Regions from separate parts of the Homo sapiens genome. Here regions 2 and 3 are each linked to region 1. A link is a contact called in ENCODE Hi-C or POLR2A ChIA-PET data. All regions are on one chromosome and are shown on one strand. Each heading gives the region's core, a stretch centred on a gene start or an enhancer-like site at or near the end of the contact. The rest is flanking DNA. Distances are from core to core; before and after follow the strand shown.

What was found. Hi-C counts contacts between places; a loop is a spot of excess contacts on that map. ChIA-PET counts read pairs that join two places held with the same protein, here RNA polymerase II (POLR2A). Pooled maps may share reads with other maps.
Region 2: a loop to region 1 is called in a map of chondrocyte, with 9 times the contacts of the local background. The contact joins the promoter of DNAJC27 here to the promoter of FAM228B in region 1. A Hi-C loop is called at or near these places in 1 of 168 maps with a recorded cell type or tissue (chondrocyte), 2 of 37 single-sample maps with no recorded cell type and 7 of 50 pooled maps.
Region 3: a map of sigmoid colon shows a loop between it and region 1 (3-fold over the local background). The contact joins the promoter of CENPO here to the promoter of FAM228B in region 1. A Hi-C loop is called at or near these places in 1 of 168 maps with a recorded cell type or tissue (sigmoid colon), 5 of 37 single-sample maps with no recorded cell type and 10 of 50 pooled maps. POLR2A ChIA-PET finds 5 or more read pairs at or near these places in 2 of 52 experiments (B cell and H1).

What each region holds. Positions count from the first base shown.
Region 1 is chr2:24,121,986-24,125,123 of GRCh38, reverse strand. It overlaps FAM228B (family with sequence similarity 228 member B), which reads right to left and starts at 1,655. Exons shown (of 11, transcript NM_001145710.2): 1 at 1,591-1,655; 2 at 664-794. The coding sequence starts at 762. PFN4 (profilin family member 4) reads left to right here and starts at 1,790. Exons shown (of 5, transcript NM_199346.3): 1 at 1,790-2,006; 2 at 2,577-2,705. The coding sequence starts at 2,589. RefSeq lists an enhancer at 904-1,153 and a silencer at 1,224-1,723.
Region 2 is chr2:24,970,541-24,973,678 of GRCh38, reverse strand. It overlaps DNAJC27 (DnaJ heat shock protein family (Hsp40) member C27), which reads left to right and starts at 1,724. Exons shown (of 7, transcript NM_016544.3): 1 at 1,724-1,861. The coding sequence starts at 1,775. It overlaps DNAJC27-AS1 (DNAJC27 antisense RNA 1), which reads right to left and starts at 1,567. Exons shown (of 3, transcript NR_034113.1): 1 at 1,447-1,567. RefSeq lists enhancers at 675-1,192, 1,404-1,483, 1,193-1,711, 1,694-1,803, 2,064-2,173 and 2 more and a silencer at 1,934-2,013.
Region 3 is chr2:24,791,884-24,795,021 of GRCh38, reverse strand. It overlaps CENPO (centromere protein O), which reads right to left and starts at 1,597. Exons shown (of 8, transcript NM_001322101.2): 1 at 1,521-1,597; 2 at 1,057-1,170. The coding sequence starts at 1,102. It overlaps PTRHD1 (peptidyl-tRNA hydrolase domain containing 1), which reads left to right and starts at 1,631. Exons shown (of 2, transcript NM_001013663.2): 1 at 1,631-1,896. The coding sequence starts at 1,645. LOC105369164 (a long non-coding RNA gene) reads left to right here and starts at 1,947. Exons shown (of 3, transcript XR_939843.4): 1 at 1,947-2,255; 2 at 2,438-2,638. RefSeq lists an enhancer at 1,541-1,970.

The DNA of each region.
Region 1 (3,138 bases), core at 406-2,905:
ATTACAGGCATGAGGCACAGTGCCAGACACACACTTTAAATATATGCAGTTTACTGTATATCAATTACATCTTAATAAAGCTGTTTAGAAAAAAGAAACTACAATCTAAAAACAATATAACTGGCTGGGCGCAAGGGCTCACAGCTATAATCCCAGCATTTTGGAACACCACGGTAGGTGGATTGCTTGAGCTCAGGAGTTGGGGACCAGCCTAGGCGACACAGTGTAGAGATTTTTTGTATCTCTACAGAAAATACAAAAATTAGCCAGACATGGTGGCGTGCGCCTATACTTCCAGCTACTAGGGAGTGGAAGGATGGCTTGATTCCAGGAGGAAACATAGCAAGACCCTGTCTCAAATATAAATAAATAAATAAATACATCATATCAAAATTTGGGTGATGCAGCTAAGGCAGTACCTCAAGAGAAACTTATAGCTATGTTACATTTTAAAAGGTATATAATCAATGACCTATGATTCCACCTTAAGATGTTAGAAAAAAACAGCAAAGTGAATATACAAAGTTAGTAAAGTGAAGGGAATAATAAACAGAATGAAATAAAAACAAACAATAGAAAAAACAATATATTTAGCACAAGCCACTTCCTACTGCAACGATCCAAGTAAAAAAATCTCCAAATCCCACACTATTTGATATATACCTCCATAAAACAAAGGGGCTTGGGCTCCAACCATTCTTTTGAGCTCTTGAGCTTGGGAAGTGTGCCAGTTACCAGATCATCACTGTCTACATTTTTCATTGTGGTCACAAATAACAATGCCCCTGGAAAAACTAAAAATCATCTTATTTAGTATTGAACATTTCACAGTCATCTGATTTTCTCTTCTGTTTAATACCACCTGTGTCCTTGCACACACGCAAAATGGATTTTGAACACTAACCATCCAGTTTCCCTAACAAGAGGCCTTCACTACAGACTCCAGATGACGGCTTCAGAGCCAGCCTCCTTTATAAGCAGGCGAGATGCTCTTTGAAAGAATCCCCCGTCCCTTGGAATGGATTCCCACGTCCCCCTCCAAGGCAGCCCATTCCAGCCAGTGTGGCAGCTTCAGCCTGGCCTCTCGGAGTCCCATTTGCAACACTTTTCTGACTTTGGTGGCCTCGAGTGGGAAGAACTGCAACTTTCTGGCCACAGAAACACAGGCTGAGCTGCTTAGAGAAGGCAGGGAGGGGCTTTCGGTCATACTGCGCGAGTCTTCGAGCTCTGAGCGGCTCGAAGTCCTCCCCGAGGCACGGGTGCGACGGGGATGTCGTAGGCGTCCGCACCCGCTCTCGCTCATCGCGCCCACTCCCGGCCCTTCCTCCCACCCACTAGGCCGGGCGCCTGCGGCCTCCACGCCAGCCCCGGGCCGGGGGCCTCCCGCGCAGGCGCGTCGTGCGCGGGGACCGCCCGGCCTGGCGGGGAGGTCGCCGGCCGCGACAGGCACCTCTCTGCCCTCCCAAGGCCAGCAGGCCCGCGGCCGTCCTGCTACACACTCGGGCCCGGCCCGACGACCCCGGAGCCGTCCGACTGCGGCTGGAAGGGAGCCCGCCCGCGTCTGCGGAACGCGCGAATGTTGGCGCCCACCGTCTCCCGGACGCAGCGCCGCGCGAGCACTCCGCCCCCTGCGCCGCGGGTTCCACAGCGAGTCCGCGCGGGCGGTGCCGGGGCGGCGGAGGACGGCTTCAGGCCCAAAGGGGATTGGGCGGCGGCTCTAGGTGGCGGGTCTTGGTTTGCGGAAGGGGCTGGAGTCGCTGCTTCTCGGTGACCGGCGCGTGGCCCGGCCAATCCTGCCGCCGCCACCCACCCGCAACCGCGTCCGTTGACGGTCGGGTCCTTGGTCGCCGGGTCCTTGCGGGCACCACAGAGCGGGGTGGCGTCCGCTCCCTCGAGTCCTCGGTGCCAGGGAATTCACCGCTCACCACCCCCTGCCCCGCCTTGGGTCCTGCTCGGGGACCAAACCACTGGAAGGCAGTGGCGGGAAACGGGCGCCTGTGCCGGAGGTCCTGATGAGGGGGGTCCAAGGCTTGGGGACTTGTGCGGGAAATGTGGGTTTAAGTGCCTTCAAGGTGTTTTTAGTCCATTGGGATGTTGATCAGCGTTCATAGCTGGCGCTGATGCAGGTCACCGGGAAGGGAATGTGTGGGTTTATGGCCACGCATAATCTCTTTTAGTCGTGTTTAACTTAGCAGGGTAGCTCTCCATCCTGGCTGGGTTTTGTTTTTTGTTTTTATTTTTTATTTTACAGAGTTTTTCTCAGTGTGTAATGTTTGTTTTTAAATCGCAGATAATCCTGATGTAAACCATTGACATAGCCAGAAAATCACCAGGCTGTGATTTTCCAAACTCAGCTTCATAACCTATTCTGTGTGAGCTGTGATTTTTCTATGATTCTGTTTTCCTCTTTGGGTACTGGTGGGCCCTGAATGATGGACCACCGTTTTCACCCTGTACCTTTTCAAAGTACACTTGCTGATCTTAGAACTGTCTGCAGTGTCTTAAGGACATTTGTATTCACATGCCTTTTAAAAGCTAGCCAGAGTCAATGGCTTCAACTGCACTTTCCCTTTCAGAGTTGAGGGAACATGAGCCATTTGCAGAGCTTATTGTTAGACACCCTCTTGGGAACCAAGCATGTGGACAGTGCAGCCCTCATCAAAATCCAGGAGCGGAGCTTGTGTGTAGCATCACCAGGTTTCAATGTAAGAAAAAACAAGTTTGGACCTAAGACTTGATTTACTTATTATTTCTATTCTTCCAAAAAATGAAGCAGACATGACTTTTTTTTTTTTTTGAGACGGAATTTCACTCTTGTTGCTTAGCCTGGGATGCAATGGCATGATCTCAGCTCACTGCAACCTCCGCCTCTCAAGCGATTCTTGAGCCTTAGCCTCCCGAGTAGCTGGGATTACAGGAGTGCGCTACCAGGCCCGGCTAATTTTTGTATTTTTAGTAGAGATGGTGTTTTACCATGTTGGTCAGGCTAGTCTCAAACTCCTAACCTCAGGTGATCCACCTGCCTCGGCCTCCCAAAGTGCTGGGATTACAGGCATGAGCCACCGTGCCCAGCCCAGACATGACTTTTAAATGAACTTTTTCTGTAAAGAGCTACATAAATATTTTAGGTTTCTAGGC
Region 2 (3,138 bases), core at 475-2,974, 850 kb before region 1:
CTGGCCAATATGGTGAAACCCCGTCTCTACTAAAAATACAAAAATTATCTGCGTATACCGGTGGGTGCCTGTAATCCCAGCTACTCGGGTGGCTGAGGCAGGTGAATTGCTTGAACCCGGGACACAGGGGTTGCAGTGAGCAGAGATTGTGCCACTGCACTCTAGCCTGGGCAACAAGAGGGAAACTCTGTCTCAAAAACAAAAACAAAAACAAAAAAAACCCCATCAATATGAAAAAAATAGTAATCAATTTAAATCTGTGGCATGTTTTACTGCTTAGTCTCAACAGCACCATACTTAATCAATCATAACAGCTGAAGATTTGACATTTTATAATTATTCTTCCACAATACCAGTTACCCTATTACAGGGCCAAAGGTGAACTGTCGAAGAAATTACATGTTTAGTAATTTGATTTATTAAATCATACTGAGAAGTTAGCATGTGGATTCTTTTAAGCTTTAAAACTATCCAAATTCTAACCAGGACTTATATTTCATATTTGTAAATAATTTTAGAAGCTTCAGTGAATTAAGTTATATTATTTGATTATCAAAACAATCCAGAATAAACTTGTCTTAAAAAAAACTTAATGTTTAAAAAACACATTTTAAAATTAAAATGTGGAAAATCTGACTTTACTGTGAAATGTTGAGCCTTTGCTCATTGCCTTCCTGTAATGCACTTCCCTTAAGATGTTTAAAGTTAGGTGAGAAAAGAAGCAATGCTACTTTTGTCTTTGTAATATACAGGGAAATTGGCAGCCATTTTTTTTCAGGGCACTATAAATAATCATTGTCAAGTTCTATTTATCTTCTGTAACTGAAGATATTCACTGAAAAAAAATTACCGTTCCTGTCAGACTGACTTTTATTCAAGCACTGTCACATTGTCAGCTAAAGGGAAGGGGAGAGCAGACGTCGAGGTCACGTTCGAAGCGAACAGCGGGGAGCTGAGGAAACTGACGTCCACAGCTCCAGCCTGGCTTAGCGTTAACACCTGCAGTAGACCAAGCCTTTCTCCCACAGAGGAGTCAACAAATCCATCAGAGATCTGTAATAGGAGGGCCAAGACTAAACACTCTTGCCTTGACTCCAAATAGACAACTCCATTTAAAATAAAAAACAATAGGAACCAGATTCAGAATCGCTTCACGCCTTGCCCAAGGCCCTCTTCCAGAACCAGGGTTCCGACCTCCCCACTTTCCTGGCTTTGGGGTCTGCCTCTCGGGGATCTCGAGCAAGGGGAACAAAATATTGGAGGGGGAAGAGGAGCAGCAGCCCGGCCCATGGAACCGAAAAAGAATCCAGAAAAAAAAAAAAACACTCCCAAACGGACGAGACACTACCAGACCCGCCCTGAAGAGCCAATACATTTCCACCACTCGGCTGCGAAAGCAACAAACGCCTCCCGTCCGGGCGTCCCTGAAAACAAGGACGCGCTCACCTCGAAGGGTAAACCCAGCCGCCCCCCAACGCCGCCTTCCCGTCAGGGGACGAGGCCTTAGAAACTCGGTAACTGCAGTCGCGTCTCCAGGGCCTGCAGATGACGTCAGCAGCCCCGCGCTAGCATCGCGAGACTCCCGTCTCCCTCCCCCGGCTCCCCACGCTCCCAACCGCCCGCGCCTGCTGCCAGGCAGCGGCGGGGATGGCGAGCAGCGGAGGCGAGGCGGTGACGAGAGCAGCGGCTCCGCCATTGGACGAGGAGGCCTGAGGGACGGGCCAGCGGTGCACAAGAAGAGACCGAGGCGGGTGGCCCCGAGAGAGCCAGGGCCATGGAGGCCAACATGCCGAAGCGGAAGGAGCCCGGCAGGTCTCTCCGCATCAAAGTCATCTCCATGGGCAACGCCGAAGTGGGGAAAGTGAGTACAGCGAGCCGGGAGGGGCGGGCCCCAGCGTGGCGGGGCGACGTGTCCATTGGCTGGAAGGGCGGCCACTCAACAGCCTGGGGCCCGGCCTCCTCTCCGCCCCCGAGCAGGCCCGGGTCTCAGCCGAGGGGTGCGGCTCCGCGAACGAAACTCCCCGACCTTTTTGACCTTTCCGTTGCCCCCTCGTCCTCCGACGTCACTCTTCCGGAGATGGTGTCTGGGGTGGCCTCTAAGCCTTGAATGTACCCCCAAAAGAGTAAGAAGGCCTGGGTCCCCATGAGGGGCCGTCGGCCTAGATACCTTGCCCGCGTTCTAGGGGGCCGTCCGGGACCGGGAGATGGAGGATGAAAGTTTAGTTCCCCCAGCCGGGCCTGGGAGCCGGCGGAACGTTATGGGGTGCGTGTGAGAATTTGGGGTTCGCGAAATGGTGCCCGGCAGCCCAGATTCTGCATTCCCGTCACGAGAGAGCGTAACTGACGTTGACGTGTTTCACAGGGGAGGTGCAAGGGATGGCCGGGGTCCGCGCTGTTTTGTTTTGCGTTGTGTTTTATTTTTGGTGGTGTCCCCATATCTGTTAGTTCCACCGCCCTTCTCTCTGCCCCATCTGTGGTTCATCAGCTATAAACTCTCCTTTAGTACGTGGGGAGGGAAGGCCAGAGGTAACCTGAGGCCTTTTCCCTTATGAATTCCAAGACGGCCTCCTCTTCACTCAAATTCTTTCCTTTTGGGCAAGTGGAATCTGTTGGTTAAGAACTTCCCAAGGTCATCAAATCAGTGACCGAGGAAAGATTAGAACCTAAGTCTTCACATTCCCACTGCGGTGCTCTTTCCGTCGTTGTATGCGTTCAAAATCAACTCCGAAAGAGCTGTTAAGGCAGTGCCTAGTCCAGTGCCTGGCACCCAGGAGATGCTCAGTAAATGTTTACTTAGTGTTTTTTATTTCTGTGTAGCATGATCCCGTACTACTTTTGTGTGTATGTGCTAGCATAGTATTCACTGAAAGTCAACATTTTTTTGAACGTCAGCTGTGTACGAGGTGTTTTTTTTTTTCTAGGGACTGGGCACGCTAGCTCAGGCCTGTAATACATCAGCACTTTGGGAGGACGAGGCGGGCGGATCACTTGAGGTCAGGAGTTCAAGACCAGCATAGTGAAATCCTGTCTCTACTAAAAATGCAAAATTAGCCAGGCATGGTGGTGCACGCCTTTAATCCCAGCTACTTGGGAGGCCGAGGCGGGAGAATCGCTTAAGCCGGGGAGGCAGAGGCTGCA
Region 3 (3,138 bases), core at 348-2,847, 670 kb before region 1:
TTATCTAAAGTCTCAGCTTAAGTCATCTTAGGCTGAATATAGTTACTTCTCTGTTATCAATGATAATGATGACCCAGAGAAAAATAGGATAACCAAATTCACTGACGCGCTCAGAAATTCTTTTTAAAACTGTAATTTAAGTTAGGTTTTATGGCAAGCTTTCCCAAAGTACTAACGTAGAACCCTTTGGATTTAGGCATCAGGCTTGAGTAAGTATTTCAAAGTTCTAAAAAGTATTAGTAGCAAAGAACATAAAGTCACACAAAACCAGAACTGTCCACAAATATTACTAGGCACTAAAGAAGAAAGCAACTTACTCCTGGACAGAAATTCAAACGCAAATCTCAGTTTCCAAAGGATTGACTAAGGACTAAGTAAAAGTAATAGTTTCGTAATTCTAAGCAACTCTAACAAGCATTCTTTAAACACCTTCTACATTTTAAGACACAAAGTATGTAAAGAATTAAGCCTTTCATTGAATATTTCCTATATATTAGACATGTGCTAAATGCTTCACTTGAAAAGTCTGAGTTCAATACTTTTCCACCACAAAAGAAATACTTTTTCCACAACCACAACTACAGTGCTATTTTCACCTCCATTTTCCAGATGAAGAAACAGAGGCAGAGAATAAAGTGACTTGCCTAAGGTCACAATATTTATCATGGCAGAGCCAACACTCAAAACCAGTTCTAGCCAACACTAAAGTCACTGCCCTACACTGGCCCTCCCTCAAGAGTAATGCATACATGGCCCAAAAAATCCGGGGAGAGGAAAGGGACCTCCCTGGCTAGAACCGCAGTTCAGAATATAAACACTGAGCATATGATGGATGCAACTTATCCGTTTCAAAAGGGGTGGGAGCCTAGAAACGAAGCCATTTTTCCTCCTCGAATAATCTTGGCTGCCTGTCCCTTTGTCTTCAATGTTAGTTCCTTTCACTATTCTGCTCCCAAACAGGCCAGGTCCCACGTCAGTTCCAGGAGGAAAGGGCTCTCTCAGCCTGCGGGTCATCTTTGGGCAGCAGCAGGAAGGAGGCGGCGACCCTCTGAATACCTCCTTTGGACTCGCCATCTGGACGTAAAGGGTTCGCCTGCTCCATCTCAGATTCCCAAGGGCCTTCCCATGAAGTTGTCTAGGCAACCGGTGATAGGGACTCCAATGTCCTTGCTAATAAAAGAAAAATGGCAACAGTCACATCACATCTAGTCCCATTCAAACCCAGACGGCAGGGCACACACCACTCAGGCACAACCCCTGGGCCGCGGATGACACAAATGTCACGGCTAGGATCCCCTTTCCTGAGCCGCCCGCCCTCTCCCATCGTCCGAGCCAGCAGAGTCCATGCCCACCCCCGCGCCCATCCCGCGGCCCCGGCGCGCTCCCGAGGCCACGGCTACTCTGGTCCAGCGGGCTTCCCGGCCACGGAAGGAGTTTTAAGAAGGCCGTTCAGCCCGCCACCCTGGCCACGGTCCGGTCCGACAATGGGTCTTTCCCCTACCTTCTCCCTTCTAGCTCACCCAGGCCAGAAGCGAGAATTCCCGCCATCCACGTCTTCAAAACCAAACCAACCGGTCCCGGCGTGCTTTGCGATCCTGCCGTACAAAAGCATGGCGGCGCTCAGGGCCCCGCCCTGATCCCAAGATGCACCGGGGAGTAGGTCCGGCCTTTCGGGTGGTCAGGAAGATGGCGGCCTCTGGGGCGGAGCCGCAGGTCCTGGTACAATACTTGGTGTTACGAAAGGATCTATCACAAGCTCCGTTCTCCTGGCCGGCGGGCGCACTGGTAGCGCAGGCTTGTCACGCGGCCACCGCGGCCTTGCACACTCACCGCGACCACCCGCACACAGCCGCTTACCTCCAAGAGCTGGGGCGCATGCGCAAAGTGGTCCTCGAGGTGAGGCACTCGGGCGGAGGGGGAGGTGCTGAGACATCGAGGGCGGAAGTGGGTGTGGTCTTCGGTCCGAAGGCCTGGCTGCGGGGAGTGGGTGCGGCGGGAGTTGGGGTGATCGTTAACATTTAGACTGGAGCTGTTTCCCTGGAGGTGCGCCCTTGGGAAGGGCCTGACTGTGTGAAGAGTGGACAGCAGTCCTCCGCCCCCTGCTGGGCTCGCGGTAAAGTGGTGGCTCCTGTGTCCCCGCTGTTCCGCCTGTGCACTGGCCGACTTTTTAAAGCCATGCCCCAAAGTGCTGTCCTCCTGCAAAACCGAGCCCGAAGGGACAGTGCAAAGTGAAGTCAAACTGAGTATTTACCTGGGTAGGACGCCAAATTATTTGAAAATAAATACTAAAAACGTTAGTATAAATTGAACCTAGCTTCAGCTAGACCAGGCACCAGGTGTGTAAATCGGTACACCTTTTAAAATAGCAGTCAGGTTCTGTTTGCAGATGACCAAACAAATCTCACCCTTACCCTTTGACTCTCTATCCTGCTGCTAGAGATGTAGCCTAAGAAAATAATCAGATGCACCCAAAGAGCTTTGCACAAGGATATTCATGGGAGCCCTTATGGTTTTGAAGCATATTTAGTGGTCGGGAAGAGTGCTCATGATGCGAAGCTAACTGAACTATATATACAGAATGATCCAGACTTTGAAAGGAAAAACTAAAGAAATACATCTACATATTAAGTAGTGCATGGTGAGATTTTGGTTATTTCCTAATGCTTAATCTGTATTTTTAAAATTTTCTACCTTAAGCACATATTTTATAATAAGGAAAAACGGCTTTAATAATAAACGGCTTTTTATAATAAGGAAAAACGGCTTTAAGCCAGAACTCAGGTGGAGGGGTGGAGTAATCCCTTCATGGGTAACTGACAAAGATAGATTATCTTTCAAGAGAAAAATTGCTGCTGGATAGTGAAACATCAAGCGGTAACCTGTAGGAAAAATGCCTTGAGAATCTGTGTAGGCAGAACAGAAGCTGCTGGCTTTTCACTTAGATTTTCTTCCTAGTAAGAGGTCTCAAGAAATCAGGTTAGACTCCTCTTGTCGCAGGTGAAACTCTCTGAAGCCTACAGGGATTAAGTGACTCCCCTGAGTTTAAAAGAGGGTCTCATGATTCTTAGTTGTTAGTCATGACTCAAGAAAGGGACTTAGGAGTCGCTACTGATTACATTGAGGTGCCGCTGTAGTCAG